Linked DNA regions of Mus musculus: region 2 is linked to region 1. The links are chromatin contacts, found by Hi-C or POLR2A ChIA-PET in ENCODE. All regions are on one chromosome and are shown on one strand. The core of a region is the stretch at or near the end of the contact, and the rest is flanking DNA. Distances in the headings are between cores, read along the strand shown.

The links. A loop is a pair of places that touch in the nucleus more often than their neighbours do. ChIA-PET counts read pairs that join two places held with the same protein, here RNA polymerase II (POLR2A).
Region 2: a map of CH12.LX shows a loop between it and region 1 (3-fold over the local background). The contact joins the promoter of Actl10 here to the promoter of Snta1 in region 1. A Hi-C loop is called at or near these places in 12 of 37 maps with a recorded cell type or tissue (CH12.LX, Patski, T-helper 17 cell and 6 more). POLR2A ChIA-PET finds 5 or more read pairs at or near these places in 3 of 5 experiments (Patski and embryonic stem cell).

The regions. Positions count from the first base shown.
Region 1 is chr2:154,406,346-154,410,040 of GRCm38, forward strand. Snta1 (syntrophin, acidic 1) reads right to left here and starts at 1,739. Exons shown (of 8, transcript NM_009228.2): 1 at 1,335-1,739. The coding sequence starts at 1,626.
Region 2 is chr2:154,549,898-154,553,592 of GRCm38, forward strand. It overlaps Actl10 (actin-like 10), which reads left to right and starts at 1,879. Exons shown (of 1, transcript NM_001171640.1): 1 at 1,879-3,379. The coding sequence starts at 2,233. The coding sequence ends at 3,273. The region is part of intron 5 of Necab3 (N-terminal EF-hand calcium binding protein 3); the gene reads right to left. 1700003F12Rik (RIKEN cDNA 1700003F12 gene) reads left to right here. Exons shown (of 3, transcript NM_029305.2): 3 at 1-153. The coding sequence ends at 50.

The DNA of each region.
Region 1 (3,695 bases), core at 489-2,988:
GATGGAATAGACCATGAGCTAAATGTAGTGGCCACAACACCTAACATTCGCCACCATGCTTATCCCCTAACCTGGGCCAAAGGATCTAAGCGAGCTATCACACAAGCACCTCCCAGGAGGCCTGGGAGTATATGAATACTTTCAATCTGACGGACAGAGGGACAGAAATGATGAGTCTAGCGCTGGCTATGAACATAGATTTTTTTTTCCATTTTTTATTAGGTATTTAGCTCATTTACATTTCCAATGCTATACCAAAAGTCCCCCATACCCACCCACCCCTGAACATAGATTTTTAAGCACCGCGTTTAGTTGCTTTGAGAGTCCCTCCTGGCCTCTTTTTCTCTCACACATGCCGGCAAGCCCTGCTCTCAGAAACATCCTCATTGTAAAGTTACCAAAACAGACTCAGAAATGGGAAGTGACTTGTGGAAGTTCACAGTTCTAGAACTCCAATGGCAGCCTAAATGAGTTAGGGAAGGAGTCAGTCGGTAAAGTGCTTGCTTGGCATCTATAAAGCTCTAGGCTTGATCCCCAGCACAACATAAACCTATTTTAGCAGCAGAGCCCAGTAATCCCAACACTCTGGAGGTGGAAATAGGAAGATTATATTCAGTGTTCTCCTCTGCTACATAGTGACCATGTGTCTAGCCTGGCATACATGAGATTGAGATCATGCCAAACACTTGTCAGTCTTGGAAACTAAGAATTCTCAGGAAGGAATGGCAACTCTGGGTTCACTCTCTCCATGTACCTGTTCATGTACAAATGGGCAGATGAGGAGACTCAACCCTAGCCATCAGGACTCCCAGCATAGGCAAACAGCCTCTGAAGCCCAAGATGTCTAGGTCCTTACTGGCCCCTTCTCTGCTAATGCCTGTGCCTCCTACCCATCTCTGGCACCCACATTGGGCTCCCAGACTCCAGGCCTTTACCAGTCTGCCTAGGTTGTGTCTCATGACTTCCACCTCCTTCTTGTTCTAGCAGTGTCCCAGGCCTCAAGTCCCTTTCCTTTCACCGCCGCCCCCGCCCCTGTCAGTCTTCCCGGGGACCCTCCTGCCCTTGGTACCCATAGCTACCATTTTGCTTCAAAACAGAACTAAGCACCAATGTCCTTGGTGCGCCCCCCCATCCTTCCACACTTGTGTCTTCTGAGTCACCTGAACTCCCCAAGCCCCTTCCGACCTTGGTGCTCTTCCCTCACTCTGTTCCTTCCTCCCCCGGAGACTCCTTTCCGCCCTAGACAGGTTTTCGTTTACCAGCCCCCATGACCCCTGAGCGCTCCGCAGCAGCACAGACAACACGACCCCGTGCCCTGGGTGCCCCACACCTACCCTTGATGCTGATGCCCAGCCCGCCGGCGTCGGCCTTGCGCACCGTCACGCGGCGCCGCTGGAGCAGCAGCGCTTCTGGCAGCTGTGGGGGCGCCGCGCCGGGCTCAGCGGCGCCGTTGAGCTGCGCGGGCTCCGGCTCCGGGCCGGGCTCGCCGTCGGCGGGACTCACGGTCAGCGCGTCCTCCGCCAGAGAGAGCAACACCCGCTGCCACCGCTCGCCACCCGCCCCGGAGCCCGCCCCGCAGCGCAGTTCCAGCAACCCGGTGCGCGGAGCGCGCCTGCCTGACGCCATCTTCGCCTCGAAGTCCCAGTACACTGCGCTCGCCCGGTCCCGCCGTACCCGGCCCGCTCCGACCCAGCGCCCAGGGCAGAGGGCGGCGGGGCAGCAGAGCCAGTCGCCACCCTACCCCGGCCTCGGGGGCGGAGCTTCGGAGGACAGGCTGTCGGGGGCGGGGCTAACGGGGGCGGGGCCCCGGGAGTGACTGAAGAGACGCTACCCGGTAAACTAAAGATGTGCAGCGGGATCACTTGGGAGTGGGTCAGAACCGCGTTCCCTCACGGCCACAGTTAGAGGAGGTTGAGGGTGGGGCGCTCTGCGGAACATAAAGGGGCCGGATTCTATGGATGGGGCAACACAAGGATCCAGTTCTGTGCGCCGTCGAGGATTGGACCGTAGCTCGTGGAAGCTGAAGGACAAGAAAAAGAATCAAGGATCCTGGGGTAGGGCTGCCTGTGTCAGGACCATAGGCTCCAGGGACTTTGCAGACAGAGTTAACTGGCAAACGAGCTAAGGAAGATGGTTTCTCACGTTTTGTGAGCCATGGGGAGAGGGTACCAGTAACAGTCTGTGGGCCTGACTCAGCTTAAGGGTGCAGCCTCTAAAGAGGTAAGCCTACCCACCCACCAGGAGGAGAAATGCCACTCCTTTGAGGGTTTGGTCCCATCACTTGAAGGTAGAGGCTGAAGGGTCTGCAAGTTTGAGTCCAGTCTAGGCTACATGAGACCCTGCCTTTAAAAAATAAAAATAAAAGTGAAAAGACATAAAGAGATAGAAGGCTCAGCGGTTAAGAGCATGGGCTGAAAAAAAAAAAAAAAAAAAAAAAAGCCGGGCGTGGTGGTACACGCCTTTAATCCCAGCACTTGGGAGGCAGAGGCAGGCGGATTTCTGAGTTTGAGGCCAGCCTGGTCTACAGAGTGAGTTTCGGGACAGCCAGGGCTACACAGAGAAACCCTGTCTCAAAAAACCAGAAGAGAGAGAGAGAAAGAGAGAGAGAGCATGGGCTGCTCTTACAGTGGAGCAGAGTAAAATTCACAGCATGCACATTGGGCAGCTCACAACCACTTGTAACTCCAGCTCCATGGAGATCTGACACCACTAGTTTCCTTGGGAACCTGTATTCACATTGCAAACAAGTACACCCATGCACACAAAAATAGTGAAAATAAATAAAATGACATATGATTTTATATATATATATATATATATATATATATATATATATATATGCAATACATGTATGTCACTTATTCTGTGTTTGCATGACACATGAGCTGGCTGATCTATGCTATCATTTGTGCCTTGGGTAAACCCTGCATAACTGAGACACATGAGTACTAAAAGCAGACCTCTCTTCTAACCTGGGTCTTTCTGGCTTCCAGGCTCACATCCCTCCTACTCCCTTGCCCTGCATGCATAGCAACAGGAGATAATTTCACTCTTCACTCACGGAGCACTTATCGAACTAAGCAAGATGCCATCCATTTGCAATCACAGCATTCTGGAGACTGAGGCAGAAGGATCATGATTAATTCTAGACGAACTATAGTTCATAGCAAGTTCCAGGTTATACTTTTTAAATTATTTTAATTTCTTTGTGGATTGATGTTTTGCCTTTATGCGTATCTGTGCTCCACATATAGTCCTCGAGGGCCAGAAGAGGACACCAGATTCCAGAAACAAGAGTTAAAAATAGTTTTGAGCTGCTATATGTATGCTTGGAATTGAACTCCAGACTTTAAGTTAAATATTGAAGGACAAGCTAGGCCTACTAAGGAAGATCTGTAATCTCAGATACTCAGAAAGGCTGAAGCAGAGAATCACAAATTCAAGGCCAGCCTGGGCAACTGAGTGAGACCCTGTTTTAAATTTTTAAAATACAGCAACAGGTGGTAGCGGTGGTACACACCTTTGATCCCAGCACTCAGAGGGCAGAGGCAGGTAAATCTATAAGATTGAGGCCAGCATGGTTTACAGAGTGAGCTCCAGGACAGCTGGGGCTACACAGAGAAAGAGAGAGAGAGAGAGAGAGAGAGAGAGAGAGAGAGAGAGAGAGAGAGAGAGAGAGAGAATCACCAGGAACT
Region 2 (3,695 bases), core at 629-3,128, 140 kb after region 1:
GCGAGGAGCAGCCGCGCAAGCGGCGCCGCTGCCCTCGCCCGCGGCCCTGAGTGCCTGGCACGACCCCTAGCGCCAGGACTCTGCTCAATAAAGAGCACATAGCAAACCCTGTGTCTGCCACTTCTGTGCCTGCTGTCGGTCACCTGGTCAAAACTGAGGCCCCGAGCGAGTAGGAGTTAGAACAGTCACCAACACGACCTGGAGCTAGGGCTGCCTTTTACTTTTCGTAGCACAAAGGTCAGCTCATGCCAAATCCGTAGACTGAAGGTGGACTTGAGCAACGCTAGGAAGAACTTGTTTCAGGCAAAGGTTTGAGGTCTCCAAGAGTCCCCAACGTTCAAAAATCCCTCTTCGGAAGAGGAAGGGTTTCAGGCTTACAAACATCATACCAGGATGTCAGTCATGGTGAAGCTGGAACCTCAGAGTCTGCTTTTGGCACACACTCAAGAAAAGGGGCTTGAACCTCTAGTCTCTCACCCTACAGCCTGTCAGCTCCCAAGCACTCAGGTCCCCCAAACTTTAGGGTCCCTTAATCAAAGCACTTTCCTCCAGAGGTACCAGTTCTATCCTCTACCATTTGTAGCCAAAATCTTCTTCCAAACCACTAATCTGTGTATGGCAAATTAGTTTCCCCTGCTAGTATATAATCCTCAGTCTCTCTGCTGCCCCTCCAAAGGCCAAGGCTACAATTAGTGTATGCACACCCAGCTGCCGATCCCCACTGCCATCAGTGCTCTCCCTCTGCTCCTCCATACTGACATAGCACCAGTGGCCTCTGATGTCACTCTTATTCCCGAGAGAAGCAGCATGCTCTGAACAGAAGCCACTGCTGGCTTTCTTGGATCCCACACCCAGCTCCAGACCAGACCCTAAAGCCACCATTCCTGTGACAATACCAGCACTCAAGAGGATGGGGTAGGAGTAACTTGAATTCAGTACCACAGATTGCTTAAAACAAAAATTGAGCTGGGCGGTGGTGGCTCACGCCTTTAATCCCAGCACTTGGGAGGCAGAGGCAGGCGGATTTCTGAGTTTGAGGCCAGTCTGGTCTACAAAGTCAGTTCCAGGAGAGCCAGGGCTACACAGAGAAACCCTGTCTCGAGAAAAAAAAAAAAGTCTTACACACTGAGAATGTTTCACCTGGGGCTAGAGATGGCAGAATGCCTCAGCTCACTAGAACCATAAGCTATGCAATTAAGGCTGCACTTGTGTTACTATCCACAGGCTGGAATTGTGCTGGAAAATGTGTGAACCATACACAGTATGTGTCTCCCTACTCGAGAGCTAATTGCCCTGTCAAATGTTATCAGCACATGCATGCTTGGCTCAAGCTGGCTCCATCATCTCCCCTACAACTGTAATTGGGAACTTTAAGAGACCTTCCCAGTTATACCTATATGGGCAGATCCTGTTCCTAAGACCTATTTTTGCCCCTATGATCCAGAAAATATCCAGGATCTCTGTAATAAGATCCTTATTTTAGCTTAGGTGCATCTGAGTCTTCTATTTGCAACCAACATGGTCTATCCAGGAGGCAGGGCTCATTGCTGTCTTTAGGAGTTAGAAACACCACGGAAGAGACTTGGACTTGCTTAGGGTTGCTATGTGAGCTTCAAAGCTGAAGGGGTCAGACCAGACCCCATGCGGCTGTCACACAGGGAAAGTACCTGTACATCTGAAGTTTCTCTTTAGAACCGAGAGTTAAAGTGCTGGACATCTAGCCAGAGCACATAAATACTCCAAACAGACAGATCCTTAACATGGGCTCCCAAATGGCTGCTGCCATTAGCCCACGCAAGGGGGTGGAGGAGGGGGTGCCTGCAAGGCTGAGGTCATAATGAGCCCAATCTAAGTTCCTTCCCACCTCTACATCCAGGTAACTCTAGCCAAGCTAAGTGACGTGTGAAGAGAGCTGCCTAGGAAGGCTGGGACTCTGGGACTCTAAGGAAGAATCAAGTCTTGACTAATAGTGACACTACTTTTGAGGTAGTGCCACAAAAAAGGAATCCCTACTCTTAAGAGGTGGAGCCTTATAGCCAAAGGCGGAGCTGAGAACTAAGAGGGCCAGTTATCCGCCCTGAAGGCCCATAGGGCTTCGGGGCACATTGAGCCCTGAAGGTGGCGTCTTCGGTGCACCGGACTCGCCGCGCCCACAGGCTGCCTTCATTGGACCACGTTGCTGTGGTAGTGGACCAAGGCTCAGGTTTCACCAAGGCAGGCTTCGCTGGGGAGATGAAGCCGCGCATTGTGCTGAAGAGCTCAAGTCTGATGCCCAGTTGGGACCGGCCTGTGCTGCCAGGAGCACCAGGTTGCGAGCTGGCAGGCGGCGTGGCCCGTGCGCACCCTATCAAGCATGGAGTAGTGGTGGACTGGGACGCACTGGAGGGACTGTGGGAGCGCCTAATGGTGGGAGGCCTGCAGGTCCACCCCGAGCAGTGGCCTGTGCTGGTGAGCGACTCACCATCAGCACCACCCAAGGGCCGAGAGAAGGTGGCTGAGCTGCTGTTCGAGGCCCTAACAGTGCCTGCGTGCCACATGGCCAACACAGCGCTGCTGGCACTCTGCTCCATAGGAGCTTTCAGTGGGCTGGCTGTGGAGGCGGGCGCGGGCGTGTGCCACGCCACACCCATCTACGCGGGTCACTCATGGCACAAGGCCACCTTCCGTCTGAATGTGGCAGGCAGTACCCTGTCGCGCTACTTTCGAGATTTGCTAGTGGCAGCATGCCCAGATCTTCAGCTGCAGGGCCTGTCCCGCAAGACCGTTACACAGCTCAAGAAGCGCTGCTGCTATGTGTCGCTAGATTTCCAGGGTGATATCTGTGACCCTGCCCGCCACCAGAGGGCCTGTTTTTGCCTGGGCAATGGCTGCTACGTGCGCCTCGGCAGCGAGCGCTTCCGCTGCCCTGAACCCATCTTCCAGCCAAGTCTCCTAGGCCACCCTGAGCCAGGACTGCCCACGCTGGCCTTCCAAGCACTGCAAAAGATACCCACAACACTGCGGACACGGCTGGCCAATACGGTGGTGCTAGCTGGAGGTTCCACCCTTTTCCCTGGCTTTGTGGAGCGCATGAACCTGGAGCTGGAGGCACAGTGCCGGAGGCATGGGTACCCGGCCCTGCAGCCCTGTCTGGTGGCTCATCCCGGGCGGGACACAGCTGTGTGGACTGGAGGATCCATGATGGCATCCTTGAACTCCTTTCAGTGCCGCTGGATGACTCGGGCCATGTACCAGGAACACGGCCCTTTGCTGGTGCGAGATGTATTCGATTGAGTTTTATATTGAACGAGAATGGATGGTGCCACCAGGGGGGACTTCAGGAACAGAGGCTGTACCTCTGTCCTAGCACGGAGAACCAGATAAACAGATTGCCGTGTTCACAGCTGGCAGGGTTCTCGTATGTGAATGGGCTGCCCTTTTCCCTCTCTGAGCTAACCCTGAGCCTCCTTTTTGCTTTCAATTGAATACCCAAACCAGTTTAGAGAATGCCAGTTCAGCAGGGCCAAACTTAAAGAACAATACTTGAAAAAACTCTTACATGAGGGAACTAGAAGTCCTGTCCTATGCTGTGTGCTCAGGTGACCCCTGACGTCTCATTTTTCCTTTTTCTGCAGAAAGTGAGGTCAGAGGGCAGGAGTATAGTGCAGTACCTGGCAGGTAAGGCCTTGGGTTCTATCCTCAGTACCAAAACAAGT